2 separate regions of the Homo sapiens genome follow, and region 2 is linked to region 1. The links are chromatin loops, found by intact Hi-C in ENCODE. Cell type or tissue: heart left ventricle. All regions are shown on one strand. Each heading gives the region's core, and the rest is flanking DNA. Links, peaks and the distances in the headings are about the cores only. Region 1 has its middle 66 kb from the start of CFAP161. Region 2 has its middle 14 kb from the start of TLNRD1.

The links. Hi-C counts contacts between places; a loop is a spot of excess contacts. Peaks named below come from ENCODE experiments on the same cell type or tissue, not always from the same donor. Only the 100,000 strongest peaks of a DNase experiment are listed, where the experiment ranks them.
Region 2: it touches region 1 in a loop (2.1-fold over the local background); 7 of 110 quality-filtered maps call a loop at or near these places.

What each region holds. Positions count from the first base shown.
Region 1 is chr15:81,060,225-81,076,507 of GRCh38, reverse strand. No RefSeq gene overlaps it. Among named protein-coding and RNA genes, the nearest start is that of CFAP161, 66 kb to the left of the region's middle. RefSeq lists a silencer at 15,596-15,785. In heart left ventricle, for the core only: a CTCF peak has its summit at 6,449; no DNase peak of the experiment used is centred there; H3K27ac peaks cover 286 bases.
Region 2 is chr15:81,007,226-81,023,508 of GRCh38, reverse strand. No RefSeq gene overlaps it. Among named protein-coding and RNA genes, the nearest start is that of TLNRD1, 14 kb to the right of the region's middle. RefSeq lists an enhancer at 10-159. In heart left ventricle, for the core only: no CTCF peak of the experiment used is centred there; no DNase peak of the experiment used is centred there; H3K27ac peaks cover 1,008 bases.

The DNA of each region.
Region 1 (16,283 bases), core at 2,711-10,710:
ATATATGTAACTGGGGTTCCAGAAAGAGCAGCTACTCTACGGAAAGAGAGAATGAGGATAGGAAGTATACAAAAATATAATATCTAAGAATTTTTCAGAACCGATAAAAGATAGTAATCCTCAGATTCAGGTAGACATCGGGAGTACTCTGAAGATGCGCTTGTATCGGCAGCACCAAGATTTCTATCTCATAATCCACTGGGTACCAAAATAGTAGGGACAGAGAAAAATGGGCCTCTCGATTTGCCCTTAGAATACAGATCTGAGACTTGACCCGCATATGCTTCTCATATGGAAGCAGTAATAATAACAGCAATAACAACAATAACAGCAAACACATGATGTGCACTGTTTCTTCAATTGCAAAATTAGGAAGGAGAAGGACGTAATCTCTAAAACCAATCCTAGTTCAGACATTCTATAAAGCTTGAAAAGGGTTGTAATCTCTATAAAATCCCTTGGATCAGAAGTTCTCTATCTACTTGATGGAACTCAAAGACAGCTAGTGTGGAAATACCCGAGTCTGAATGGACACTTGGCCCTCCTCTGAAGATGGGCTGCAAGCTGCCTGCCAGATCTGTGGGTTGAGGATACCCAGAGCTACAGTGAACTTACATAGTTCCCTTATACAAATTGGAAAAAGATAGTCTTCTGCATGCACCTTTTTTTTTTTTTTTTTTGAGACGGAGTCTCACTCTGCTGCATGGACCAACTTTTTAAAGTTATCCTTCAAGTTGACTCATGAGGAAAACAAAAGTTATCCCTTTGTGAGAAGAAGCAGGTTTCCTTTCCTATGGATTGATGTGACCCTCTACCAGGAAAAACAACGTGGCAAGAGAAACAAGGTCTGGATTTTTGCTCTAGCCACCCACCTCTGCTGGGTATAAACGGCACAACCTTGGCGGATGCTCACCAAGCCCATTCCTTCTTTATGGGCATGTGGCTAAGCTGCATCTCCCAACTCACATCTAAATGAACCCATATGACAAGTTCTCACCAATGCAAAGTGAACCGTCATGATGCATCACTTTCAGTCCAGAGCAGTTAGAAATAAAGGTGCCTCCTCTATACTCATGTTTCTCCCTCCATAGTAACTTGGAGGCCAAGTGTTGAAGGTGGCTGAACTACAGGTTGGAAAAAGCCTGAACCTCTGAGTCAGTGCTTATATGGAAGCTGGCCCAGAAGAGCTGTCCCACCAGAAACATCTGCAGGGGGCTTTTATAAGCAAGACATAAACTTTTCTCATATTAGAACACTGGCCTATAGAAACTCATATACCCTTTGTAAGTTGCTTTCCTCTTGCTCCAGAGCCAATGCCAGAAAAATTTTTTTTTAAAACCTGCTACAGATGCTGTGGCTCTGCTCTCAGACCTCCACTGAAAACTGAAAACATGCTCATGCACAGGCTCTCTGGGGCCTGGTCATTTCCTCTGCCAAGGATGGCAGCCAGAACCCAAAAGGAGCTACTGATTCATTTTGAATGAACTTTACCCGCCTCATAGTTTTTTTTCATTCTGATCTATTTAATCTTTCCAGGAATTTCAAGCTCCTAGAAACCAGAGTTCTCAGAAGCTAATTCATCGGCCAGAATGGCTTCATAAAAACAGCAGGTGCTCTGTCAGGAAGGCCTGGAACCAATTCTGACTCTGACACCTGTTTGCTACATAACCCTGGGATAGTTACTTCACTGCTCTGAACTTCAGTTTCCTCACCTATAAAATGGAAATACTCACTGAATCAGACAGACATCCTTAGGGACAGAAAATCAAACTCAACTTGTTAAAATAAAACAACAGGGAGTCGATGGGATAAATAGCTGAACAGGCCAAGGGTCTACTTCAGGTGCAATCTGACCTGGGACTCACACATGACTAGAATCCATGCTCACTTTGCTTTCACATGCTCACCTCCACTGTCCTCCTCTAACCCCTCACCTCCACACCTCCCCGCATCCTGGACAGTTCCAGGCTCTGTTCTTATGGCTCACAACTTAGCACCAAAAGCCAAATAGAAAAGAGAATTTGTGTACCAGTATATCCAAGTTCATTCTGATTGGACCAGTGCTAGATCAGATGCTTATCCCAAACCATTGACTATAGCCAGGGAAATAAGTCCCTATCCTGTCCATATAAGAGCATTGGAATTCTGTTTGGTTTTTTTTCTGAGAATTTTCTCATAACTACTTATCTGTTCATTATCTATTTTATCTAATAAACTACCCTAAAACTTAGCAGCTTAAAATAGCAAACATTTATTATCTCTCAGTTTCTGAGGTCTAGGAATCTGGAAGTGGTTTAGCTGGAGGTTCAGGCTCAGGGTTCTCATGAGATTGAAGTCAATCTTTCAATTGATGGCAAAATCATCTCAGGACTCTCCTGGGGCTGACGGATCTGCTTCCAAGCTCATCTGCATGATTATTGGCAAGCCTCAGTTCCTTTCTGATTGTTGGCCAGAGACTTCAGTTCCTCACCACATGGGCCTCTACACAAGGCTGCTCACAGCATGGCAGCTAGCTTTTCACAGAGTGAGTAATCAGAGAGACAGAGAGAGATTGACTAAGACAGCAGAGCTCATGACAGATGGAAGACACTATAACCAATACCATTGCTTCTGCCATATGCTATTGGTCATCCCAACCAACCTTGGTACAATGTGGGACTACTTTAATAGCAGGCAGTGAGGATCATAGGGCATCCTCTTGGAGACTGGCTCCACACCCATCCAAATGGTTCTGGGAGGATTAGGTTCACCAGGGTGTCCAACTCATCCCAGTTTGCCCGGAACTGTCCCAGTTTTAAAACAGAAAGTCTGTATCATGAGAACTCCTCTGAGTCTCAAGCAAACTGGGATGAGTGATCACCCCAAGAGCTACAGATACTAGGAGGAATGATGAAAGATTTTTCACAGGACATTAGACATTAACTCATTTGACCTCTTCACCTTCCCCAAAGGGAGACTGAGATCTACAGAGGAGAAGTGACTCGCCCAGGATCAAACAATGAGATGGGGCAGAGACCAAGTAAGATCTCAAGTCTCCTGCTTCCCAATCCAGTGCTTCCCTTGCTCCCCTCACCCCAATTCCACACTTTCGTGATGAGCGCTAGCTCTTCCTTTGAGAATAAGGTGTTCACGGTAGTTTAGTAAATTGTTATTTAGGAACCCACCATATTGTTCTGTTTATTTTGCACTTCAATAAAGTGAGGCCATAGCCCAAACAGAAGTGGTCAGAGCCTAGGAAGGAAGAGACAAAAGGTGACCACCTGTAAAACAAATAAGCAGGACAGAAACCAGGCATGGTGGTGCATGTCTGTAGTTCCAGCTACTTCAGGAGGCTGGGGCAGGAGGATCACTTGAGCCCAGGAGTTTGAATCCAGCCTGGACAATATATTGAGACTCCATCTTGAAAAAGAAAAGAAAAGAAAAGAAAGGAAGAAAAAGAAAGAAGGAAGGAAGGAACAAAGGAACAAAGGAAGGAATGAAGGAATGAAGGAAGGAAGGAACGAAGGAAGGAAGGAAGGAAGGGGCAGAGAACAACCCAAAGCAGAAAGAAGATTTGGACCAAGGCCTAATGTTCTTACTCAAATTTCTAAAATATTTTAGGCAGATTATTTAACTTCTCTGAGCTCAGCTACCCCATCTATTAAAAGGGTGTATGCCAAGTGTTTCCAATTTCCAGGCTTCCAGATTTCTCCAAGATAATACAAACAATTTCGTGCTTTCTCAACTCACCCCTGCTACTTAGGCTATGCCTAGCGGGCTTTTTCTTTCTCAGCCTCACCTCACTAAGGTATTTCCTCAACAAAAAGTCACAAAACCGCAATGAGACACCATCTCACACCAGTCAAAACGGCTATTATTAAAAAGTCAAAAAATAACAGATGCTGGCAAGGTTGTGGAGAAAAGGGACACATACACGGTGAGAATGTAAATTAGTTCAACCATTGTGGAAAGCAGTGTGGCAATTCCTCAAAGAGCTAAAAGCAGAACTACCATTCGACCCAGGTTACCTGTATCCTATTCTATTTCTGTATCCTATTCCTAGGATTCCAGGAATAGATAACCCAGGTTATCTATTTGGTATCCCAAGAATAGGATACCACTCTTATCCCCAGGTATAAGAATATACCTATTCCGCTGGGTATATACCATTACTGGGTATTCCATGGTATATATGTACCACATTTTCTTTATTCGATCTGTCAATCATTGATGGACATTTAGGTTGATTCCATGTCTTTGCTAGTGTGAATAGCGCTGCAATGAACATTCACGTGCATGTGTCTTTATGGTAGAATGATTTCTATTCCTCTCTGTATATACCAATCACGCAGATGAGCTTGGAAGCAGATGTGTAAGCCCTAGTAGGGTCGTGAGATGATTTTAGCCTCAACTGACAGACTGAATGGTATATATACCATTGCTGGGTATATTCCCAGAGGAATAGAAATAATTCTACCATAAAGACACATACATGTGAATGTTCATTGCAGTACTATTCACATTAGCAAAGACATGGAATCAAACTAAATGCCCATCAATGACAGACAGGATAAAGAAAATGCCATACATATACACCATGGAATACTACACAGCCATAAAAAAGAATAAGATCATGTCATTTGGGAAGATGGATGGAGCCGAAGGCTATTATCCTTAGCAAACCGATGCAGGAAAAGAAACCCAAATACCATTTGTTCTCACTTACAAGTGGGAGCTAAATGATAAGAACTCATGAGCATAAAGAAAGGAATAACAAACACTGGGGACTACTTGAGGATGGAAGGTGGGAGGAGAGAGAGGAACAGAAAAGACAACTATTGGGTATTGGGCTTAATACCTGGGTGATGAAATAATCTGTATGACAAACTTCCATCACACAAGTTTACCTATATAACAAACCTGCAGATGTACCCTCGAACCTAAAATTAAAGTTAAAAAAAAAAGCCATCACTTTGTATGAAATATACCAATCTCCTAGCAGGCAAAAGTGAATGCAGACAGTTTTTGTCATAAATGGAAATGGATATTGCCTAATCTACTTGGGATCTTGGCAGCTCAAGTGAACTAATGTGAGGGTATGAAAGCAGTGGTAAGCTTTACAAAAATATGAACTAACTTATGTGGCTGTGGAGGCTTTCGGTCACTTTCCCAGAGTCTGATGTCATAATTTTCCCATGTCCTGATGCTCTATTCTCTCTCTTTCTTAACATGCTGGGGCACTGTGGAGTGTGAGCCAGCCAGAATAAACTGAACCTCAGGGCACACTTCTTTGCAAGGAAGCAGGCTTGTAGGGGTGTGTGATATGGGGAAGCCTGACTCTTGGCCCCAGACTGATGATTAGTTAGGCTAGCTATGTCTCCCAAACAAAAAGAAGCAAACTCTGCCAAATATGCAGGGGACGAACTTAACATCTGATTGGGCACAGGGGTGCTCCTTCCTTCTGCATGAGAGAGGCTGGTAGATGTCCTCAAGAGGCAAGAAGCACAAGGTTTCCCTTCTTCAAAGGGAATCCTGGGTTCTGTTTCTCTTTACCCGGAATAATAGTTTCAACTGCAATTTGAAAAGGCAGAGACCAAAGGGAACTCCAGGGACTTCCTTGTCTTTGAACCTCATTAAATGGCTCTGATTTCTTTTCTCTTTGCTTAAGTAGATAATAATATTGCCAATAAATACAGCCCAATGTATCCTCTGCCAAAGACTGGATTGATGCCTTAATAAAGGAAAAAAATTATATTTAGGAAAAGTAAATTTTACATTCCATATATAATGAGAGTGCACTGAGTGTGGAAAACTGGGCTTCAAGCCATGAGGGATGTAAAGATGAGTAGAACAAAGTTATTCAGCAGAAGTAGTTTACAGTGGAGGAAAACCGCTATGCCGTGGACAAGCGCAGCCAGGATGAACAAAAGGCTGAGTATGTAAAGGTCCCGTTGCAGGGTGCTAGAAGGAAGGGCAGGCATCACCGTGTGAGAGAACCGCCTTGAAACTGACATCCAGAAAAGAGTCCTTGACAGGTTTGAAAAAAAGAGAAAAAGCCCCACACAGTGACCTCTTTCTTCAAAATACATCGTTCAATTCCCTTTGATCACTTTCAACAATGGCAATCAGGATCTAGATTTGAGCTTGAGTTTAATTCCCCTACCTCCCAAATGCTAATTGAAATGGCTGAAAACTTGTAATCTGGGAAATGCCACACCAGCAGTAGTAAATTGGGAAGGGTGAGCTCTTTGCAGTGTCTGACCCCCCCTGGTCCTTCCCTGCCTTTCGGAATGCCGTCTTCACGTGGTTTCCACCGACAATCCAATCTCGGGTTTTCCTCCCACCTGGCTGGCCTCTCTTCCCGTATCCTCACCCTCTTCCTGACCTCTACATGCTGGGGAGCCAAAGAACTCAGTCCTGGGAACTCTCCACCATCTATGTACACCCCCTAGTGGAACGTGTCCAGTCCTAGGGCTTTCTTATATAGCTCATGCGTCCTCCTAGATGCAGTCCAGCCACGTCTTTTCAGACTACTGCGATCCCCGCCCTCATTCTTGTCCTCCTGCTTTTATTCTTCACATGGCTGCTAGGATGCTCCTTTTAAAACCTAAGTCAGATCACATCACTTGTATCCTCACACTCAACCACGGCTCCTATTCAACGCAAGTAAAAGACAAAAATCCTGACAATGGTCTACAGGGCCCTACCTGATCTCACTCTGGCTGCCGGTATTAGTCTGTTCTCACGCGGCTATGAAGAACTGCCCGAGACTGGGTAATCGACAAAGAAAAGATGTTTACTTGACTCACAGTTCAGCATGGTTGGGGAGGCCTCAGGAAACTTACTATCATGACGGAAGGCAAAGGAGAAGCAAGGCACCTCCTTCACCAGGTGGCAGGAAGGAGAAGTGCTGAGCAAAGCAGGGAAGAGCTCCTTATAAAAACCATCAGCTCTTGTGAGAACTCACTATAGTGAGAACAGCATGGGGGAAACCGCTGCTATGATTCAATTACTGCCACCTGGTCTCTCCCTTGACACGTGGGGATTATGGGGATTACAATACAACAGGAGATTTGGGTGGGGGCACAAAGCCTAACCATATCTCTGCCTTTATGAACAATCTCCTCCTACACCTCCCCCCCTCGCTCCACTCCAGCCACCTTAGCCTTTCTAATGTTCCTTGAACATTCCAGATTCTCTCCTGCCTTGGGACCTTTGCACATTCTGGGCCTTCTGCCTAGAACACTCTTCTCAGATACTCATACTTTTCACTCCTTCATTTCCTTCCAGTCTCTGCGCAAATGTCACCTTGCCAGAAATGCCTATCAAGGTCACTATTTAAAATAATGTCCTCTCCCTCCCCCATTCTCTATCCCCGTAAACTGATTTTATTTTGTTTTCATTTAACATATCCCTATCTATCATTATGTTATATATTAATCTGTTAGCTTCTGCCTGCCTTTCCCTTTACAATGTACGTTCTGACTACTGTGACTAACCCTTAGAACCATGCCTGGGCACAGTAGGTACAAGGTAAATACTTGGGAATGTACAGATGAATTCATTAATCAATTAATCCATATGCCAGTTACTCAAGACCTTTTTTTTTTTTCAGTATAGAGCGCAGATAAGACCAAATAAGGTTGAGCATGTAAGGAAAAAGCACTCCTAAACTGTGAGTGGACAAAATCTGCAGCAGATCTACAAAACACTCCCAGGCCTGGATCAGTAGGGCTAGAGGAGAGGGCCATCCATGGCGCAGTTTCCCTTGGAAATCTCAGCCCTCCAAACAATTGCAGGAAGCACCTGATTCTCTAGGCAGTGAAGTAACAAGACAACCGCAGTGGATGCTGAGATGTGCTGCTCAGGTTGACTGAAGAACTGAGCACCCCCCTCCACTGCTGCTGGACATGCAGCCACTGGTCAGCTTTCTCTGGAAAGAGCTGAAGAGAACCACTTTGCCCAAAGTCCACACCCGCTTCTAGGGCAGTTCACCTCCAGTGACTATTAGATGTTCACCCCATCTCCAGGCAACTTCAGAGGGATATTCCAGCTTCAGATGCTGCTGTGCAGTTGGCTGGGACCTCCTGAGGCTGCATCATGGCCCAATTTTTCCCTCTGCCCATCCTGCTTCCTTTCCATCTCTTCCACCAGTGTAAGCTTCAGGAGTACTCTCCAATAAATTTCCTTCCTCCTAGTCTCCAGCTCAGAGACTACACCCAGGAAATGCGACCTACAACAATATTTCAGAGAGATTACACTACTCTCTGTATGGTGAGCTGGAAGAGAACAGAATCAAAGTCTCTGAGACTAAAGATCAGGCAATGGCCAAGAGCAGTGTCTCACGCCTGTAACCCCAGAACTTTGGGAGGCCATGGCAGGGGGATCACTTGAGGCCAGGAGTTCAAGACCAGCCTGGCCAACATGGCAAAACCCTGTCTCTACTAAAAACACAAAAATTAGCTGGGCATCGTGGCATGTGACTGTAATCCCAGCTACTCAGGAGACTGAAGCAGGAGAATCATTTGAACCTAGGAGGCAGATGTTGCAGTGAGTCGAGATTGTGCCACTACACACCAGCCTGGGCAACAGAGCAAGACTCTGTCATAAATAAAATAACATAACATAACATAACATAACATAACATAACATAAAATAACATAAAATAAAATAAAATAAAATAAAATAAAATAAAATAAAATACAAGATAAAATAAAAAATAAAATAAAATAAAATAAAATAAAAAATAAAATAAAATAAAATAAAAAATAAAATAAAATAAAATAAAATAAAATAAAGATCAGGCAATACCAGATGTTACAATAGAGGAATGGTAAAAAGATGGAATATATTCACTCATTGGACTATTACACAGCAATTAGATAAACTAAATCTAAGTATCCAAATGGAAAAATTTCAAAAATATAATCTTCAGTTTAAAAAAAAGAGAAGTTGCAGAATATATGCAATACTTTTTTTATTAAAAAATACGCAAAAATAATACTATCTATTGTTTTCATGGATGTAAAATGTAATACAAGCATAAAAAGCACAGACCTGAAGGGCATCCACAAATTTCATGATGGGGTTTGTTCTAAGGAGAGAAAGGAAGAATTAGGATTAAAAAAAACACACAGCCGGGTGCGGTGGCTCACACCTGTAATCCCAGCACTCTGGAAGGCTGAGGTGGGCGGATCAACTGAGGTCAGGAGTTCGAGACCAGCCTGGCCAATATGGTGAAACCCTGTCTCTACTAAAAATACAAAACTCAGCCGGGCATGGTGGCATGCTCCTGTAGTCCCAGCTACTTGGGAGGCTGAGGCAGGAGAATCGCCTGAACCCGGGAGGCAGAGGTTGCAGTGAGCCAAGAGTGCGCCACTGCACCCCAGTCTGGGTGAGACTCTGTCTCAAAAAAACAAGCAAACAAACAAACAAAAACTACAAAGGGGATTTCAAGAATATTTTATTTCTTACATTTAAAAAATCTGAAGAAAATGCAACAAGATGATAGCATCTATTACATTTCAGTAGCAGAATTAAATGGGTATTTGCTAAATTAGGCTTCATCTTTTTCTATATTTAAATTACTTCAAAATTATAAAAAATGTAATTCAAATATTAAAAAATTAAATCACAAAATAACCAAAATTTACTTATAAGTAAATAATATAAAAACAAAAAGGAACATTTTATGAATAAATGCAATGAAAAAATCACATAAAAAGATAAATTCGACTTTAAAACAGTATAAGTGTGCACTGAGAAGTGAAGCACAGAAAGGAAAATTAGTATTAAACAGTTCAAATTTAGAACAAAAATATTCTGAATTTAAAAACAAACCTGCAATAAAATGACAAAGAATCAATATCATAATTCATAATGAGCTCATGAAGAAAAATCAATAGCCTATTTAGAAAAAATAGTGGGTAAAAGTAAACAGGTTATTCATAAAAGAATAAGTACGTTTTAAAATTAACCCACTACTAATCATCAAATAAATGCAAATTAAAATATCTTTTTTAACCCATCAAATTGGCAAATATTTTCTTAAGATAATATGTAACTCTAGCAAGAATTGGAAGGTTGAATCAATAAAGATAAAAAGAATTTCTCATTCATTAAGGGCAAGAGTATAAACTGGTTGAGTTGGAAAACAGTCTGTCAATATGTAACACAGTCTTTAATATGTGCATCATTTTCCTTTACTCGCTTCTAGGAACTAGCTGAGGAGTCAATGGGGAGGTGCACAAAGATTTACTCAAAAATACATGCTAGGCTGGGCGCGGTGGCTCATGCTTATAATTCCAGCAATTTGGAAGGCTGAGACAGGTGGATCACCAGAGGTCAGGAGTTCGAAACCAGCCTGACCAATATGGTGAAACCCTGTCTCTACTAAAAATACAAAAATTAGCTGGGCCTGGTGGTGTGCACCTGTAGTCCCAGCTACTTGGGAGGCTGGGACAGAATTGCTTGAACCTGGGAGGCAGAGGTTGCAGTGAACCGAGATCGAGCCACTGCACTCCCGCCTGAGTGAGAGTGAAATTCCATCTCAAAAAAAAAAGAAAAAACAATGCTGCAGTGTTACATTTAATATAAAAAAATTGAAAAGAGTTAAAGTGCCCAATAGAGAGACGCTTAAGCAGATCATTTTATACCACATGAAGGAATATTGTGCACCACAAAAGGTATATTTCCAAGAGACATAATAATGACATGCAAAATTGGCACATTACAAATATAGAAAGCAGGATCCTTAATTAGGTATACAATGTGCTTCTAATTTCATGTGTCTATCTATGTGCATATTTTATGCTTAGAAACCATACACATGAACAGGTTATAACATAAAATAATATCACCTCAGGTTTTAAAAATATCTATGCATATGAAAAACTGGAAGACCCATTTATTAAATATCGACATCATCTCTGGACTTGTGGAAATTAAAAGACAGTCATTTTTTTCCCTTCTTTATCTACCCTATATTTTAGAAAGTATATAACTGAGTCAAAGACATAGGAACACCTCTTTAAGAATTTCCTGAAACCCAAGGCTTCACTGTGAGTCGCAGGAAAGAGCCTGAGACTTTAAATGATGAAACAGGTCCAGTGGTCAGGGAACCTAACTATGACAACCTAAGCCCATCCTGTTTAAATCTCTAATGTGGCCGCTGTTGCCATTTCTGAATGGATTTAAGATGGTATAAGACAGGCCTCTGCTGAGCTGCCCTGTTCATAGCTGAAAGTAAAGCAGCCTCTACACCCAGCATGGAGGCCCTCAGATGGAGGCTTCCTTCCTGTGTAGCTTTCCAGCCCACCACCAAGAGAACAGGGGCCTCTCTCCTTCCTTGGCCTCCTGTAGCCTTGTTTGTCTCCTGCTGTCCTGTCACCACGTGCTGTACATCTCCCTTAACTTGAGCCCACCTGTAGGCCTTTGCATTTCAAACTGCCTGATATTCTTCTGCTTACCCATTTACATTTTAGGTTTTTCAGTTGTGGTTATTTGTTTGTTTGAGGCAGGGTCTCACTCTGTTGCCCAGGTTGGAATGCAGTGGTGTAATCATGGCTCACTGCAGCCTTCACCTCCCAAGCTCAAGCAATCCTCTCACCTCAGCCTCCTGAGTAGCTGGGACCACAGGCACACACCACCATGCCCAGGTAATTCTTTTTATTTTTTGTAGAGATGGGGGTCTCACTATGTTGCCCAGGCTGGTCTCGAACTCCTGAGCTCCAGTAATCCTCCTGCCTTGTATTCCTAAAGTGTTGGCTTTACAGGCATTAGCCACTGTGCCCAGGCTTCCACTTATTTTTGAACGCTTGATCTTGGGTTCCAGAATGTTATCTTGCATTTCAAATTCTGCTCTATTTATCTATGTGTGGGTCAGAAAAAGAACATAAGAGCTCAGCATACCTACCACTACATGCCTCCATTTGCAAAGACTCAAAGTATTCCATTCTTTAACTCCATGAACGTTTCACAAGAGAAGCAAGGCAACAAATCAGAAACAAATAGTACAGTGACCAACTTATGCCAGTGTGCCTGAACTTTCCTGGTTTTATCATGGAAAGGTTCACATCCCAGTAACCCCTGTCCCAGGAAAACCAGGATGTTTGGTCACCCTGGAGAGGATCCAAATTCCTTTGGCAATAGTATAGGGCATCCTCTCTGATGCTCAGAAGGGTTTGTTGATGAATTGGACAAAAACCTGGATATCGGAGGAATTTAGAAAAAAATAGTTTTATCTGGCAGCTAGATATAGGTTTAATGTAAATATTTAAATACGGTTAAAAGCAAATAGAGCACTTCCCTCAAACAACAATCTTGACTTCACAGTCTCGAAGGATCAAAGAACTTTGAGAAATTCACTGTATTTATTTCAAGGATATTATTCACTTTCTCACACTGTATCCTCTAATGAGGATTAAATTGATGATGTGTCTTACATCTTAGTATTAGGAATTGCTCCGTTTCACTTGTGTAGCAGGCTTATTTTTTTTTATGGACACTAGATTCTATAATTAGTGCTGTCTTCCTTTTTACCTTTGTTGCTAAAAGCCAAAAGCCAAATTTGCATTCAAACCTTTTAGTGAAACATATGAGATATACGGAATTATATCTCATATGTGCATTAACTTTGCCCATAGATTTATTTTCTTTTTCTTAGCCATATTTTCTCTTTTAATTTCTTATATTAGAAAACAACATTGCAGCCGGGCACAGTGGCTCACACCTGTAATCCCAGCACTTTGGGAGGCTGAGGCAGGCGGATTGCTTGAGGTCAGGACTTTGAGACCAGCCTGGCCAACTTGGTGAAACCCTGTTTCTACCAAAAATACTAAAATTAGCCGGGCATGGTGGTGTGTGCCTGTAGTCCCAACTACTTGGGAGGCTGAGAAGGGAGAACTGCTTGAACCCGGGAGGCGCAGGTTGCAGTAAGCCGAGATCGCGCCACTGCACTCCAGCCTGGGTGACACAGCCAGATTACATCTCAAAAAAAAAAAAAAAAAAAAGAAAAAGAAAAAAAGAAATAAAACAACATTGCATAATATTCATTTATTCTACAAATGATCATTGAAGAGATACTATTTTGGGTTCTAGGGAGAGAACAGTGAACAAAACCAAGTCCTTGCTCTCATGGAACTGACATTCTAGTGAAGAAAGACAGACAAAATAAATAAATACATTAGGTGGTATTAGGTGCCAAGAAGAAAGGTGAAGGGATGGAGAGTAAAGGCTTCTCCAGGGAGCGAGACCAATATAGCACAGTGAGAGGCTGCTACTGTAGATGGGTAGTCTGGGACAGCCTCTTAGAAAAGGGGATATGTGAGCAGACACAAAGAAACTGAACAAGTGAGCTGTGAGGCAGAGGGAATAGCAAGTGCAAAGGCCCTGGGGCAGAAGACTGTTTACATGCTCCATAACAGCTAAGCATCCAGTCTGGCTGCAGAGAAAGTAGGGAGGAGAATTGGTAGGACCTGAAGCCAGAGAGGAAAGGAAGCCATATCAGAGAGGATACTGTAGACCCTGGACAGGACTTTGAGTTTTACTCTGATGAGATGGCTCCCATACTGCAAAATCATCAGGCTGTTGTATTGATAGAGGACTGTGGGGCAGGGTGAGGATAGTTGCAGGAAGATCAGAAACAAGGCAACTGAATAGTCCAGCTAGGAGATGCATGCAGGATAGTAGCAGTGGAGACCATAAGCAGTGGTGGGGTTCTGGACACATTTTTGAAGGTAAGTCCAACAGGATATGCTAGGGGTTGAATGTAAGGTAAGAGTAAAGAAGGGGACGTGAAGATGACTCTGAGAAACTAGAAATAGCATTGAGGCAGGTAGCATAGCATAATGCAATGGCTCTCAACCCTGGTTGCCCACTGGAATCATCTGAGGAGCTGGGAAACCCTATGAGGACTTCATCCTACCTCCTAGAGAATCTGTTTTACTGGTCTAGGGTAGGGCCATCCACATGTCCCTTCTTTCACTCATACCTTACATCCAACCCCTTGTAGAGATGCACATGCCTAGGAGGGAAAGGCAGTGGGATCAAGCCTGAGCGAACTTGAAGGATCCCTTGGCCAACACTGAGGACCAGGAATGGCTCGGCCCCATGAAGGGTTTACAATGGCTTTGAGGAGATGAGGATTAGTTCCTCAGGGCCCTTCCTACTCACAGCAGCCTGACACCACAGCCACATTACACATCTTGAGGATTAGCCTTCTCTACAGGAAAACTGAATAGATTCATCTTTCTTCTGATACCTTAATCTCTCAATCATCTACTTTAATAACCATTTTTGTAAAATCAAATATCGAAAGTTAAGAATAGAGACCAGGCTTACTAAAGCAACAACAGTCACACTGAAATGCTAATTCAAAGAATCTGCACTCCAGTCTCCCATGACAAGCAATGCCTCAGATTCTTTAGGAATCAGAGTGCAGGGCCAAGGTGATGAATGTGGTTGTACAGTTATCCAGTCTCATACATCTGCATCCCTGAGGAGTGGTTCTGCCTTCCGTTAGTCAGGAGGCACTGCACACTCTCCAAGCCCAATATAAATGAGCGTAGTCAAGAGCAGAATTAATCAACTCAATAACCAAGTCATGGGAAAAGCAGGGATGGAGCCAGCTTCAGAAATTACTGGAACCCTGAGCTCTTTCTTCTTCTTGTGGTTCCTTATGCTGGTTTCATTCGCTTCAGATTCACTTTCACTGTGGACCATGGCTTACACCTTCAGAGCACTCTGACATTAAGAAAAGCAGGCAGCTCTCTCCCAGCTCCAATTTGAAAAAATCCTAGAAGAGGACTTTGATTCCCCTAGCTTGGGTTGTGTGCCCATCCTTTTGGCCAGGAGGTCAAGCTCTGTTACTATGTAACAAGGAGAAGAGCTGAGCAGACAAAAGTAATAGAGGTCTACAATTCCCTGCCACCACAGCTCGTGTTTATTCAGTCACTGCTCCCTGAAAAAGTGGTCCTCAAAGTGCACTTTCTGGCTACAATGGCCACAGAGGCATAAGGTCTGGGTTAAGAAATATCTAAGACTGCTTCATCTGTGTTCCACCCTCATAGACTCATGAGTCCTTTCTCAAGCAAGCATAAAATCAATGCAATTGAATCTTTTTGTTGTTGTTGTTTTTACAAAACACTTTGTGCAGAAGGCTGAATTTTAATCTAAGCAAATTGTTTCTGGTGATTATAGGATAACTAAAGTTTACTGTTCTAGATCACTCTACAAGTCAACTTTCCTTCTCTGATTTTAGATCTATTCAGAGAGCATCTCCACTGTGAAAAACATTTATGATAATTTGCTGCCACTACACGGACTTCCACAAACTCAACCTTCCTTAACCCCAGAAACCACAAACTTTCAAAAATGATGACAAGGGGAAGAGATGAAAGATGCTGGAGCAATGCAGCATAAATCCCAACCCACTCCTCTGCTCTCCACACTGTATGGATGGAGGTGCTGAGGAAGTTGGTGGGGTGAGGAGAGGCCTGAGAACACTCACTGATAGCCTCCAGTTTGGAGTGACATTGATCTAAGTGGGTGATCGTGTGGCCTGGGAAAAATGTACAATAATAACCAATGTCAGTAGGGCCCTGACTTACCACACCAGTAGTTGGGCACCCAGTGGAATGGGGAAGGGGCCTGAGGGCTGTAAGAACAGACTCCAGGGCTCAAAGCTGTTAGAAGAGTGACACGAAGGTTAAAGAGGGGTCCCCCACTGCAATCTCCCAGGAAAAAGATACACCCCCTCCTGCTTGTGGAGGGAGCCCTGGAATGGCCCGATAAACAATCTTTCAGATCAGAGTCAAGTCCAGGTCCTCAGTCAAGGCTGTGCAAAAACTCTGTGACATTTCCTCCTTCCCACACTGTATCCTTGGGTCCAGGAAGGCAGAGGAGCCTGTAAGCTATTCTCAGACCATAGCCATACAGGGAGGGCCAACAGACTCAGACAAGCTGGGAGAGGGAAAATTATTTTTTAAAAAGTGAAAGAGATACTACTACTAATAAGCACCACATCAATATTTTCACAAGTGACTCTTCCAATCTTTCAAAGAACACTTCATCCTGACATCACTTTCACTGTTCCACAGCCACAAATACCTGAAAACAACAGAAGAAAAAAGAAAACTGAGAGAAGTCACAAATTTAAATGGCCTCACAGTCTAGGAAGGTGACTAAGACGGGTGACACTGACCAACTAAAAGCACAGGACTGCACATTTGTGAATGGCGATACTGGAGATTGGAGAGCATCGGCAGTACAAAGGAAACTACCACCTTTCCATCCCAGACAGCCTT
Region 2 (16,283 bases), core at 4,802-12,801, 55 kb after region 1:
TGATCCTCCTCACAACAATAGTCATCCACAAGCCATAAAAAGGCCGATGAAACACTATTTGAGATTGCAAATGCTGGAGTCAAAAGAGTCCTGGGTCCAAATTCTGGCTCTGCCACCCATCCGCTGTACGACCTCGGACAACTTGCCTAAGGTCTGTTAGACTCTGATTCTTAAATGTGCATATTTCATCAAGGTACTGTATGAAATGAGGATGTATGTAAAGTGTGTAGTACATAGCAAGAGCCCAATAAATAGACAGTATGTTCTATGGGCTTTTGTGAACCCCTGCCATCTTGAGTTTATTAACCCTCCATGCGTAAAAACTCCCTCACATTTTTTGCTTCCTTACGTTCTTTTTTTTTTTTTTGAGATGGAGTTTTGCTCTTGTTGCCCAGGCTGGAGTGTAATGGCGCAATCTTGGCTCACTGCAACCTCCGCCTCTGGGGTTCAGGCGATTCTCCTGCCTCAGCCTCCCAAGTACCTTAGATTACAGGTGCCTGCCACCATACCCGGCTAATTTTTTGTATTTTTTAGTAGAGACGGGGTTTCACCATGTTGGCCAGGCTGGTCTCAAACTCCTGACCTCAGGTAATCCACCCGCCTTGGCCTCCCAGAGTGCTGGGATTACAGGTGTGAGCCAACGCGCCTAGGGTTATCATGAGGATTAAATGAGTTAATGTATACAGTCAGCCCTCTGTATCTGTGGGCTCCATATCTGTGGGTTCAACGAACTGCAGACAGAAAATATTTGAAAGAAAAAATGATGTCTGGGCTGGGTGTGGTGGCTCATACCTGTAATCCCAGCACTATTGGAGGCCAAGGCAGGTGGATCGCTTGAGGTCAGGAGTTCAAGACCAGCCTGGGCAACATGGTGAAACCCCGTCTCCATTAAAAATACAAAAATTAGCTGGGCATGATGGTGCATGCCTGTAGTCCTAGCTACTCAGGAGGCTGAAGCAGGAGAATCCCTTGAACCCAGGAGGTAGAGGTTGCAGTGAGCCAAGATCCACCACTGCACTCCAGCCTGGGCAACAGAGTGAGACTCTTTAAAAAAAAAAAAAAAAAAGAAAGAAAGAAAGAAAAGAAAAGAAAAGAAAAAATGATGTCTGATGTCTGAACTGAACAAGTAGAGACTTTTTTATATTGTCATTATTCCCTAAACAACACGGTATAACAATTATTTACATAACATCTACATTGTAGTAGGTATTATAAGTAATCTAGATATGATTTAAAGTATACAGGGCTGGGTGCAGTGGCTCACGCCTATAATCCCAGCACTTCTGTAGTCCAAGGCAGGCAGAAGGCTTGAGCCCACAAGTTCAAGACCAGCCTGGGCAACATGGTGAAACCCATCTCTACAAAAAAAATAGAAGCTAATCTGTGAAGATGAAGACTATATGTATGAGTCATTCACATGCTGGTGGTAAATTATCAATCTGCAAAATTAATCTGCAATATATAAAAATTAGCCCCATGTGGTAGCCTGCACCTGTAGTTCCAGCTACTCAGAAGGATGAAGTGGGAGGATCACCTGAGACCCTAGAGGTCGAGACTACAGTGAGCCATGATCGTGCCACTACACTCCAGCTTGGGTGATGGAATAAGACTCCATCTCAAAATGATAATAATAAAGTATACAGGAGGATGTGCACAGATTATATGCAAATACAACACCATTTTACATCAGGGAGTTGAGCATCCAGGGATGTTAGTATCCAAGGGGGTCCTGGAATCAATCCCCCACAGATACAAAGGAACAATTCTAAGTGCTTGGAAATGCACCTAGAACATAGAAAGTATCATGTAGGTGTCAGTTATTATTAGGAAAGCCTGGGGCAAAGGATACGAAATTACAAGGAAGATGATGCTGAAGACAAATTCTCCCATTTCCCAACTCAGGGGCCTGGCTAGAGTCACTGTTTCTCTCTGCAAACTGGCCATTTCCATTTCCACCGTCTTTTGCTGCCAACACGGAGAAGAGCTTCTGTGCTACAGCCGAGCCACATTTTGGTGCACGAAGATGTGCGGGTTGCCTGAGGATTCTAAGCAGCAGTTCTAGTACGTTTTCCACAGGCAAAATGCACTTGAGGCTCCAAACTACCAGCTTTGATCAACTGTTATGTGAGGTAAGGCCTTATCTGGTTCATCCTAAAGCATCCTAATGAAAACAGAAAACTGTAAGGGGAAACAGATGCAAGTTTGTGGCAGAGGGAAAAATGCACTGGAGTCTTGGGAAAGATGGGGAGGGAGGGCTATTCCTTTTTAAACACAGCATCTAAGATTAAAGTGCTTGTTATTACAATTATCCTCCAAAGAAATCCCATAAAATCCCCTCATTAGACTTTGACCCCAGACTTTAGACTCAAAAAATGAGAATTTGCTTTTTTTTTCAGTAGGGATCGTACCACGTAAAATATAGTATAAAAATAAAATAATAAAAAAGTCAAAAAATAAAAATAAAGGGAAAAATTTTAAATAAATTTAAAAAGGAAAAAAGAGAAAGAAAGTAACTAAATTTTTTTTAAAAAGAATTCACTTTTTTTGCTTTTCTTTGCAATTCTGGCGATGAGCTGACTTTCCCTGCGGCAACACCCACAAAGCAGTTCATGTCTCCTCTTTGAGCTTCAAGGGCACCATTTTTAAAATGGGGTTAAAAACACTTACCAAATGAAATATTGTATGGAATGGGTTTGGAGGTACCTCAAGCATAGCTGGTGATTATTGTTAGCATTAATATTTACTTCCAATGCCAAAAAACTGCCCCTCATTTTAAACTCCTTCTCTTAAGAGCTTTCTCTCAGCTCCTCCTTGCCTATAAGCCCAGACCCTGCTCTTTCATTACTAATTTGGTTTGCACAAAGATGTCATCCTAGAGTCCCATGGCAGAAATGGACCCTGGGCCACCCCACTGCCTTCCAACAAGTCCCTAAAGAGCCCGTCCCAGATTGCTAGAAATAATTAGACACCTAAAAAAGGAAAGTACACAGTCATGCTGATTCATACCCTTCAACTATTTAGGGGGCACAGAATGGCCCCACTACAAATGACCTAGTCTAATGCCCTCATTTAAAGACAAGGAAACTGAGGCCTAGAGAGGGAAGCTTGTTCAAGGTCATGCAGGGAGGTAGAGTTGAGCCCCAACTAGAGCTCTTAGCCATTGACTGCCAGAGAGCACTGACTCATTGTTCCAGGAGTTTGTGTACCATAGACAGGATGGTTTTGGGAAAATCACTTGAAGAAACATTAGGTCTCTTTCTCCTTGGGATTAGGGCTATTTGTGTTTCTATCTTATTCCCCAGCTAGAAGCTGAGCTACTAGAGAAGGCAAGGATCAAGCTCAATCATTTCTCCATCAATGCCTTGCACAGTATTAATACTTATTAAATATGTGTTACTAAGTACAGAAACAGTTGCTGTACAATAATAGGTAACTTAAAATAAGCCTGTTCATGTATCCAAGTAAATGATCAGAAATATGGGGGGAATTTGTTCATAAAGATGTTCATGCAAATACTACTTACAATAGTAAGCTATTGACAAAACAACCACCAAAATTTCTAACGAGGAAGAAATGACCAATTATATTGTAGTATACCCATGCAATAGAATTAAAATAGTATTTTAATAACACTTAAATTCAATTAATTTTAACAAAATGGTAAAATGCTACGCAAAAAAAAAAAGCAGGTTACAGTCGGGCGTGGTGACTCACACCTGTAATCCCAGCACTTTGGGAGGCCGAGGCAGGCAGATCATTTGAGGTCAGGAGTTCGAGACCAGCCTGCCCAACATGGCGAAACCCTGTCTCTATTAAAAATACAAAAATTAACTGGGCATGGTGAAGGGTGCCTGTAATTCCAGCTACTTGGGAGGCTGAGGCAGGAGAATCACTTGAACTCGGGAGGTGGAGGTTGCAGTGAGCTGAGATCATGCCACTGTACTCCAGCCTGGGTGACAAGAGCGAAACTCCATCTCAAAAAAAAAAAGGAGGTTACAAAAAAAATTCTAAGCAATTAACCATGTTAAAGAATATGTATAGAGGGCTGGGCATGGTGGCTCATGCCTGTAATCCCAGCACTTTGGGAGATCAAGGCAGGCTGATCACGAGGTCAGGAGATTGAGACCATCCTGGCTAACGTGGTGAAACCCTGTCTCTACTAAAAATACAAAAATTATCCGGGAGTAGTGGCAGGCGCTTGTAGTCCCAGCTACTCAGGAGGCTGAGGCAGGAGAATGGCGTGAACCCAGGAGGCAGAACTTGTAGTGAGCCAAGATTGTGCCACTGCACTCCAGCCTGGGTGACAGAGTGAGACTCTGTCTAAAAAAAAAAAAAAAAAAAAAAAAAAAAGAATATATATATAGAAAGAAATTATTGGAAGGACATATGCCTGAAATTTAGAGTGGTAATCTCCCAGTAGTAGCATGTTATAGAGATTTCTTTTTTTTTAGTTTTTTTTTTAATTTTTAAAAGTTGTCTACAGTGGGTAGGCATTCTTATGACAGAAAAAGGTCACTGTAAAAGCATCAGTTGAGAAGCTATCTTTTAGAAGGGCATCTGATCAGGCCTGCTATAGTTTGGATGTCTATCCCTCCAAATCTTACGTTCACTTTTGATTCCCAGTGTTGAAGGTGGCGCCTAATGGGAGATGTTTGGGTCAGGGGTGAATTCCCCCATGAATAGATTAATGCCCTCCCTGGAAGAGGGGAACGAGTGAGTTCTCACTCCATTAGCTCCCTCAAGAGCTGGTTGTTAAAAAGAACCTGGTATCTTCCCCCGTTCTCTTATTCCCCCTCTCGTCATGTGATCTCTGCACACACTGGCTCTCCTGCATCTTCTTCCATGAGTAGAAGCAGCCTGAGACCCTCACCAGAAGCAGATGCTGGTGCCAGGCTTCTTGTACATCCTGCAGAGCCGTAAGCCAAATAAACCCCTTTTCTTTATAAATTACCCAGCCTTTATAAATTACCCAGCCTTATAGCAACATAAAGTAGTCTAAGACAAGGCCCATAGAAGATTACACTGTATCAGGGAAGTGTCACTGAGGCAGAGAAATTTACTGATCCCAAATGCCATGTGCTTCTTTAAATTCCCAGTTACCTTGCAGCTAGGGCACATGACTGTTTCTGACCAATTAGCTGTGACACAGAACACTTCCGAGTCACTTTTGGGTGGAATCATTGAAGAACCAGCAGGCTATCTTTTTCCTTGCTGCAGGCACAAAGATGAATTCCAGATGGCATCAACTCCACCAGCCTGGGTACTTGGGTGATTGTATGGACCAAGTCTCTCTCCCTTCTCTCCCCCATACTACACTGGCATGAGAAATAAACTTTTGTGCTGAAGTCACTATGGTCCAGTGGTTCTCAAACTTTGCTACTTACTATAATCACTTGGGGCCCTTTTAAGAATCCTGGTGTTCAAATATCTGGGGATAGGATCCAGGCATCAGTATTTTTTTTAACTCCTCAAGTGAATCCACTGTGCAGCCAAGGCTGATAATCAGTGACCTACTCCATTGGTTCTTAAAGTGTGGTCCCATCCAGCAGCCTCAGCATCACTTGGAACTTGTCTGAAGTGCAAATTTTCAGGCCCTGTCCCATCCCAGACCTACAGATTCAGAAACTGGGGGTGGGGTCCCACAGCTTGTGTTTAATAAGCCCTCCAGGCAATTCTGATGGACAGGCAAGTTTGAGAACCAGTGGCCTGGACTATCTAGAGTATACAGGCATATTTCCTCAAGCTGGTTAAACTGAAGATGAATTTACTAACAAAAATAAGTAGTGGTTTTGTTGTAACAAGGGATGTCCCCACTCTTAAGAAACGCTTCTTTACTTGGATTCACCTTTGGAAATATTTTCACATATGCTTTTTAAAAAATGATTGCACTAACTCAAATGAATATTGGGGGGAAAATACCCTAGGACTCAAAGTATTTCATGGGGCCAGGCACAGTGGCTCACATCTGTAATCCCAGCACTTTGGGAGGTGGAGGAAGGAAGATAGCTTGAAGCCAGGAGTTTAAGACTAGCCTGATTCTGGGCAACAAAGCGAGACCCTGTCTCTACAAAAATAAAATAAAATAAAAATTGGTCAGGCATGGTGGTACATGCCTGTAGTCCCAGCTACTTGGGAGACTGAGGTAGGAGGATTACTTAAGCCCAGGAGTTTGAGGTTACTGTTAGCTGTCATTATACCACTGCATTCAGCCTGGGGGATAGAACAAAATCATGTCTCTTAAAAACAAACACAAAAAATTCATTCATAGGTAGTCACAGTCAGTAGTTCTCAGACTTTAAGATTTCTGAACACAGTGATTTTTTTTAAATGTTGGAAGCACCAAAATAAGGTTGATAATTAATTTTGCAATGCAAGAATAGTTTTTAAAATTAAAACTAACACCATTACATTCATGAAATGAGCTTTTAACAACAAAGACTAAGAAATGATATAATCTCCAAATAAAGAAAAGTCCATGATAGTACTATTAGTAACTTGACATTTCACAGTCCTCTGTTTTCCATTTTGCTCAGATTGATGAAATCTTTGACACACATAGGTTCTGGTCCTCAGCCAGTATCTTGGAACCACTGAACTAGGTGACAATTAAGGCCAACTCCCTATTCCCCAGGACATTATGTAATACCCAAAGGCTTCCAAATTGTACCAGAAGTGGAAACCTCTAAGCACTAAGCACTGCTATAACTTTCAGCATCAAATTGTTGCAACTCACAAATTCTACTTCTCCCCACATCTCAGTTCCAAACAGGCCTCAAGGCTTAATGTCTACAAAAGAATTCACATACTTCCCCAGTCTTTAGTACCAAAAATAATAACTAAGCCAGAGTATGCTGTTACCAACGTTCAAAAGTAAGGCCCATTTATACAGACAGAAGTCACACCCTGTGTAAACCACCACCCTCTTCCCAGGATGACCCCATCACAATGCTAAAGGGACAGAGAACTTCCCTCCCAGGGAACAAGTTACCAAGTACAATCTCAATAATTTTTTTGTCAGTTTCAGTTATAAGTTGGATGGATTGTCTGGGAGCCAAGTATGACATCTTCCCTCTTGGGCAAGGCTTGAAATTGGTGCTCACAGACGGGATCATGAGAATAAAGGGCATAGAGAGGCCAGTTGAGTGATTCAAAGGGTGCCGAGTCCAGATTTCTGTCCCAGTATGTTTTGCCCCAATAAGCACTACCTCAGATTTATTCCTCTGAGCCTTGCAGGATTTGAAGGTTTCAGTGATTGCTACTGAAGAACAAGTTATGTTCTATGAGCAGTAATTCCATTAATTCCTCTTTGAGCATGCAGATTAGGTCTTACGTTTATATCACTGATGCCTGCCCCAGAGCAGGTTGCCAGGAACTGCAAGCTGAATGGCTCAAGTATACCCAGGCTGGCAGTGGACCAGCATGACGGGAAGCAACGCATTGAGCTGAGAATGGGCTTCTCTTGGGGAAATTAAAGGCAGGACTATTCTGAGAAGGTTGGTGAGCCTGTCTTCAGCTGCTAAGAGCTAATCTCAGGGATTAGGATGCAGGCATCCTAGGATAAGAAATATTTGAGGATTATCTGGGGAGAGGGCAGAGAGGTCCAAAGACAGAAAGCACAGATTATTCACCTCTCACAATCGCCCTTTCATACTGAGCTGTGATTCCTCCTTGTGCTGGGAGAACAGGAGCCTAGATTGTATCTCCCAGCCCCATGGCAAGCTTTTGCATGTGCTTGAAGCTGGATCGCTAAAGTCATTATTCCTTTCACTGAGTCCTCACAGAATTCCTTTCAAAGCTGGAAATTGCAGTCTGAGAGAGGCCGGGTCATTTGGTGACCATCACACTAGGACCCCATACCACAGCCACTCAGCTTGTGGCAAGTGCAAGGCTTCCAGCTGTGCCCCAGTGACCCCACCCCCATCCAATGTGATTATGATCCACATCACAATCCGCACCACCAGAAAGGGGACATGAGCAACGCATTCCACTTTTTATGGAAATCATCAGTGGCCATTGACCATGGTAACTCTATCTGCTTATTACTTCACTGAAACCAGAGTTTCAGTGCTAGTGGTTAGAAATGCTGGGCTGGGAGCAGGTAGGATGTGGAAGGAAGAAGTTAAATAATTAAATAGATATAATACCTTTGTTTTAAACAATCCCTTTAATTTAGATAAGATAACCATAATCTTTTATTTCCAGATAGTCTTGATGATAAAATGCAAAAAAAAAAAAATTAAGGAAATGATTCAAATGGGTAGTTGCACATTGGAAATTTTAATTTGCCCAAACGCCCAAATGCCAGTTTGCTGCTGACCTGAGGGTCCCCCTGCATTCCCTGATGGCTTTGGCATAGGATCTCTTTTTCTTCCCTAAGGCTTTAGCTTCTTTCCTCCATTCACAGGAGCCTGATCCTGGAAAGCAAAGAAGTAGGCAGAGATTGCTAGTGGGCACTGCTCACCCCAGAGCCCAGCTTAAGTACACTGTTATAACTAAAACTTGATTATGGAAAGTCATGAGTAATTTCTGTATTATAACAATTATGGGACTCAAAGCCAGGACTCACTCCCTCAGTCAGTTCTCACGCTGATTTCAAGGGCTCCCCAGGGAATATGGTTCTAAGTTCGTTTGTGGGAAAAGACTCCCTTCTTGAGGTGGCATTTTGTTTCGTGACCCCTGCTGGACCTAATACCGCCCTGAGGAGAGAGGCAAGAATCATCACCAGGTTGGCATCCAGTCCTCCAGCTCAGAGCTCAAACTTAGGTGAGGCCCTGGGGTACCTAGACCAGTTAAGGGAAGAGAATTTGGGCCATCCAGGGCCTTGGAAGCCACCCAGATCCCTGGGAAGTCCACAAAAGACCAGACATGCCAAGGCCGCCCCGTTCTGCAGCACAGATGGAGAGTCCTAGTCTTTGGAGTCATCTAGGCTCAAAGGGTTACCACGTGTTCAGAAGGACGGGAAAGATATTTCACATAAAGAGACCAACAAAAGCAAAAGCAGATATAGGAATAAGAACAGCACGGAAAAAGGCCTGAGTTCTGCCCATCATGCTGGAACAGAGGTTGGGCTGGGGGTGGTGGGAGATGAGTGCCATGGCCTGATAAGGGCCTGGTCCTATTCCCTGTGGGACCAGTCCAGTGGCATGCTGTCGGTACTCAATAAGTAGACTATGTGAAGTTGCAGTTTAGGGCCTAGATTTACTACACAAAAGACATGGCTGATGGGAGGAGGTGATGAAAGCATGCCTAATTTGGGCAGGTAATCCAGACTGCAGCTAGGGACTCATTAAGCAGCATTGTTCAGGTGAGGGTCAACAAGGGGCCTAGGCTAGGATGCTGGCTGTGCAGCTGGGGAGAAGAAACAGATGCCAAGGGTATGAGAAAGGAGAATTTGAAAGAATTTGGTAACTGACTGAAGGGAATCTAGCCAAAGGAAAAGGTTAATGAACTATTTTACTCTTGGGGCTTTTCATCTCTAAAAGCTTGATATGACTTATAAACACTACATTTGTTCAGCAGAGATGTTTATTGAGAGCCTCATATGTGTTAGGTAACTGCGTTAATCACTGGAGATAAAAAGATGATGCCACCACCTGATGATGATCCATACTAGGAACATGGATAGGTAAACAGAGAATTACAGTAACTTGATAAATACTAACATAGGGAAAGTGCAGGGTACTACAGGGACCTGCAGGAGAGGGTGCCACCCAGGCTGAGGACTGCGGAAGCGGGTTAAGGAGAAGCAGGATGTGGGGTGAGTGTTCCAAGGGACAGCTTGTGCAACAGCTTGGAGGCAAGAAGACAGCATGACACTGGAAGGACCTCTAAAAAGTATAATTATGGGTAGACTGTGAGAGACCAGACCTGCTAGAAATGCCTCAGTGAGGAGTTTGCCTTTTATCCTAAAGTCCACGGGAGAACCATGGAAGTGTTCCAAGTAGGTGAAGAGCAAAGGCAGCTGCAATTTAGAAATCCAAGTGGAAGTTCCTTGACAAACCAGAGGTTTATCTTCTTCAAGCATCCCTTAGGATACCAGGATCATGAAGCAGGTGGAAAGCCATCTGTCCATGGAATCAACTCTGCCCGAGTCTTTACAAGGGGCCTGTGGGCATCCAGGGCCCTCCACAAATGGTCCAAGAGGAGCTCAGACCAAAGGCTTAAGTGAGGCTTAGGAAGAAACCCATAGGAACTGTCATTGGAAAGATTAAAAATTTAACAGAGTTGAAGAGCATTTCGCCTCAATGGGCAGAGGGACACTATCCTAAAAATCATTCATTCACTATAGCCAAGTGGCTAAGAATGCTGTCTCTGTCACAAGACCTTGATTCTTACCTTTATCCCCCTACTTACTAGTTTCTTTGACCCTAGGCAAGTGGTTTCAATTCAGCATCCTCATCTGTAAAATGAGAACGACTCTTCATACCTCAAAGGGGTTGCTTTAAGGACTGAGAAACACAATGTAAAGTTTCTAGCGTATACATCAGGAGCTCAAAAAAATGCCAGCTATTGATTTTCTTTCATTAAACAAACAATTTAGCATCCTGGTCACCTTCTAGGGATGACAGATGAAAAAGACACAACAGATTGCCTTGAAAAGCTCCCAGTCTATCAGCCAGACAGGTGCACTCTCCAGGCCAGGTGCATCTTCAGGAGCCCAGTTCAGTTCTTGGTGATCCACAACAATGGCGGGCAGCCAGGCTCAGGACTCTTCTGCAAGTGAGCTGGGCCCACTGGCCCCACCCATGGCTGCTGATCCAAGGCCAGGCTAGCTGCTTCAGTGAAGTAGGGGAAAGCTGTTCTGCTTCCTACAGTGCAGATCCCATCCAGCAATAGCCTCACACTCTGCATCAACACCACCTCAGAATTAAAGAGCAGCCAGGCGCAGTGGTTCATGCCTGAAATCCCAGCACTTTGGGAGGCCAAGGAGGGCAGATCACAAGGTCAGGAGTTTGAGACCAGCCAGTTCGAGATCAGCCTCTGGCCAACATGGTGAAACCCCACCTCTACTAAAAATACAAAAACTAGATGAGCGTGGTGGCACTCTCCTGTAATCCCAGCTACTTGGGAAGCTGAGGCAGAAGTGCTTGAACCTGGGAGGTGGAGGCTGCAGTGAGTCGAGATGGCACCACTGCACTCCAGCCTGGGCGACAGAGCAAGACTCTGTCTTGGGAAAAAAAAAATCAAAGAGCAGAACAGAAAATGATCCCTGAGCCTTGGAATAAAGCCTACTTTTTAAGGCACCTGAAACCTCTAACTAAAAACTGCCCTCTGGCTGCACAGAAAATACATTCGATGGAATTCCCACCTACATTATATGCGGTCGCCTGGCACTGAGAGTAGGAAAGTGGGGTTCTGATGTCAACATCCTTCTCCCTGGTCAGCAGGATAATATATCCAGATGATCAAATCTAGGGACTATGAGGCCCCAAACAGCCAAAGATCTAGATTAGAAGATCCTTAGGAACATAAATTATGGCACTTATCCTGGTCCCTTGTAATGTGTTTTATCTTGCTATCACTTCCACTGCATTCTAAGCTCTTATCCATATTCCCAACACTTATTGTTAAGTACAGCATCCTCTCTGTACAGTCAGGCTTAAGAAAGGTCTACTGAACACTGTTGAAAAATCCATGGTGAAGATCCCAGTATCTTGATATCCCCAGGAGGCTCCAACTAATGTCCTATACTCTGTATGGAGTTTGTGAGTCATTCTTCTCTCAGCCACACACATACACACACAGGGAAAAACAATGCAAAAGGAACAATTTAGATTAGGCAATTAGGAAGTTCTTCCAAAAACTCTAAGTGAACTCCCAATAGATAATGCAAAATTCACTTCTTAAGCTATTTGTAAGATGGTAGAAGCATCTAGTCTCTCAGCTCTGAAATCTGACAAGAAGCCATAGAAGTTCAGACCATACAGGATTTCATGGACATGTTTAAAACGAAAAAAAAATCAAATAGGCTTAGTTTTTTTTCAACATTTAAAACTTTTTCCTTGTAGCATTTAAAGTGAATAATTCTCGTATACCCAGGAAAGAATCAACACCCATGATACAGTCAAACCTAAACCATTTATCACACCTAAAGAGAAGATGCTCTGGTGCGTCATGCCAATGCCTACATACTACTCCCCAGTCACCCGAACAATGAGTACTCAATGCTACGCTTTCCTAGGCCTCTGTTTTCTCCAGTTACATAAATGTAACACAAAAGGATGATGCACTTGGAAAATGTCTTCAGCCTGACAAACGGCATCTCAAATTGATTTTATTGGGGAAGACAAAGGACTGGATTTCTAGGGTTGTTTCTAGTTCTAGGATTGTTTCTAACAGTAGTTGTGTGACTTTGAGTAACTCCTTAAGTAAGGTAATATTTTAATACAGAGAACATGCCTAATACTGCCCCAGACACCTAGTAAATGTTTGCTAAATCAGAAACTTTTACCATTGGCCTTGCTAAATCTGACACTATTCTAGACCCAACTAATGAATGGCATAGTAAGTGTCATTACCAGCAACTTGCCCCTATGTGACAATGGGCTAATGCATTCATTTATTATTAATGTGAATCTAGAAGGTGTTTTGTGGCTGCCCAGGATGAAGCAAAACGTCCCAGTGAAGTCAAGAATTGCCAGTGTTTCTAGAAACTTCTGTGGGCAAGAAGCTTTGCTTGCCCTCCAGAAAGAGAGGGATGAGGGGAACTGGAACACTTGAGCCACCTATAAGGATGCATCTTTAGTGGGCACTGTGGTTCATGCTTGTAATCCTAGCACTTTAGGAAGCCAAGGTGGGCGGATTACGTGAGGTCAGGAGTTCGAGACCAGCTTGCCCAACATGGTGAAACCCCATCTCTACTGAAAATACAAAAATTAGTCCCAGCTACTTGGCAGGCTGAGGCACGAGAATTGCTTGAACCCAAGAGGCGGAGGTTGCAGTGAGCCGAGATCACGCCATTGCACTGCAGCCTGGGAGCCTGGGTGACAGAGCAAGACTGTCACAAAAAAAAAAAAAAAAAAAAAAATAAGAAAAGAAAAGAAAAGAAAGGAAAAGAAAAGAAAAAGGATGAATCTTTAAAGTGATTTCATATCTATTCAGTTGAGTTTACCTATCCATTTTAGTTATGTGTATAATCCAGGTAGAAAAACTCCCATTTCAATCCGGTTTATTAGAGTCATTGTTGCTGAGCCAAACGGAATATAAAGCCATCTTCATGGGGCTCTCCTTCGTCACAGCCACACTTACATAATAATCACAGCAGAACCAGTTTAAAGAAACAGTATAATAAAAATTGCTCCAGAGTAGTATGATTCCATCATGAAGACAGCTAAAATATCAGGTGATCTATTTGTGTCAGTTTTACGGACAGCTTTGCATTGCATTTCAAACACAAAATGCCCACATACCTTAAAAATCAAATTCAAAGTGATAACTAAAGTAGAAGCATGCTTATGTTTTTAGAAATATCTTCATCATGGAACCTGCATGAGAAGGAATGTTTAAGTAAAACCAAGCTGCCAAGTAAACACTTAGAAAAATCATTAACACAAAATTCTATCTGAAGGGAGATGCTAGAATGACTTGCCAGTTAATTTTAGAACAGGAAGCTGATGATCATCAAAATGAGAAAAGTTAAACTGAAAGGGCATCAGTGAACACTAAATGGACCTGGGTTTCCTACAATAATCTCCAATTTCTGGAGGTTTATCATCAATGTAGGTCTCTTAAAAAGTTGGTAAGATAGCCAAGGTAACCAAATGATTTTTCACTTAAACAGTATCTGGCGTACCACCTAATATTTGGGAAAATTAGAACAAAATCAGAAGCTATTAAAGCTTAGGTGATGCCCTATAATTTCAGCAGTTTTTCAGGTCAGTATGTTCATTAAACTTGAATGCACAGCATATATATTTCCCTTCCTGAAACATTGGATTTAAAAAATTTCCTCTCTATGTCTACTTCAGCAAAATCTGGATACATGTTATCTTCGACATTTAAACAGACTTGCCAATCAAACTATGAATTATAAAGTTTAAAATCAGTAAATGGATTCACTTTTAAATTATGCTAACAAATCTTAATTAGCATTCAAATCTTACCTGAAGTCTAAAATGTTTGACTGACATGGTTTTAAAATTATAAGACACCCAATGTTTTAGAGAATCTGGATAGGAGGTTTGAAACCACACAGAATCCTTCCCAGAGGTAGACTGAGAAAACAGAGCTATGCTCATCATCTGGGCCGTCCTTGAGGATGTTATAGTATACTTGCTGTGTCAAATTACTGGAAGGGTAAAGGCAAGGTTATTAAGGGAAACTGACTTTAACATAGTTTTTTTAGATCATACTTTTGTTTACTTTATGAAGAAGACAGAACTAGTCTTTTTTTAAATTTTATGGGGGGACAGGGTCTTGCTCTATCCTCTAGGCTAGAGTGCTGTCCTGAGATGATGGCTCACTGCAGCCTCGACTTCCCAGGCTCAAGTGATCCTCCCACCTCGGCCTCCCAAGTAGCTGGGACTACGGGCACATGCCATCATGCCTGGCTAACATTTTGTTTTTTTTTTTGAAAGACAGAGTCTTGCCATGTTGCCCAGGTGGGTCTCGATCTCCTGGGCTTAAGCAATCCACCCATCTCAGCTTCCCAAAGTGCTGGGATTACAGGCCTAAGCAACCATGCCTGGCAGGTACTTGTCTTACAAAGCTCATCACAAGATCTTAAAGCTCATCACAAGGGCTTACATTTCATGTGAATTCATTTAATTTTTATAATGGGAAAGGCAAGGCACAAATGTTTAGATGACATCCACGGTAATACCTGCCCACCTCACAAGATTGCACTAAGGACCCAATTACATAATAAACATGAAAGCACTTTATAAACCAAAAAGATCTAAGTAAACATAATAAATGCCTAGGTTCCTACAGTAAAGAATGAAACTATGATTCAGTCATGGCCACTGCTTTTATCTGCTTCTCAAATATTTATGGGACAGAAATCACCTAGAGGACCTGTCAAAAAGAGGGCTCTAATTGGGTAGATCTGGGCCAGGGCGGGCCAATAGTCTGTGTATCTACCAAGTTCCTGGGTGATGCCAATGCCAGCTTCTGGGGCCACCCTTTTGAGGAATGAGACTCTAAAAGATCATCCTAATTCCTGGTGCATGGTCAGCCTTAGAGAGTATATTTCCTGAGTATATTGCAGACTTTGGTTATCCTTAAAGTGAGCTTTGGGATAAGTCTATATACTACATCTCATTCTGAATATAGTACTTTACAAACTCAGTATCAAAGTGTTCTTTCTTGGGCAACCAAAGAGCTAAAGGGTTGAATTTTAATTAGCTTGTCTGCTATTCCGTTTTCCAGGACAAGCGTCAACAACATGTGAAAGCATAGAAAGCTGTTTTGCCAGTTCACTATTAAATGATTTCAGTTCATCTCAAAAGGGTGGTGGGAGGTAGGGAAGGACCCTGAACTTGTAATCACATCCCCCTCTCCAAAAGAAAAACCTGGATTCTCAAAGATTTCAAATTAACAAGAGACCAACTTGTCTTCTCTATCTGGAGAAATGGTCTCAAAATATCCAGGAGAACAAAACCACCTGAGCAAACACGTAATTTGCAGAAACGCTGATGCTTCCTGATAGAGAAGTACTCTAGACTCAGACCTGACAGAGAATAAAAAAGAAACCCACAGCCCCTGTAGGGCAGTGGTTCTCCAACGTGGGCATGCATCTGAATCAACTGGGAGGGCTTGATAAAACACAAATTGCCACACCTCAAGAGTTTCTGATGGAATACGTTAAAGGTAGGGCCCAGGATGAGACTGAGAGTCCCACAGACCAAGCTGAGGTTGGTCTGAGTCTAGCACTGAGTCTAGACAGCAGCCTTCCCAAGAGGAACCACGTCTCACTCACAGCTGCACACCAGCACCAGCAGTGTCTAGTAGCACACACAGTTGGTCCCCAGTAAATATTTGCCGAATTAATGACCATTATAACTTTCATTTCCAGGAACAATTTTACTACTTGCTTATGTATACTTGCTGCCAAGTATCTTATATACAGATTCATTTAAAAAAAAATTACACATATGTTGGGCACTATAGCCCTTAACCTTAAGGGGTCCACAGTTAAATTAAATTGACCCCAATCATAGACACTAGTATCACACTTTTTCCTTATAATACCCGGACAGTTAAATCTTAAAGCCTTCTGCCACTGAAGTCGAAGCAGACAACTCACCTACCTAAAGAACCCTAAAGTAAAACCCTGCTTAGTC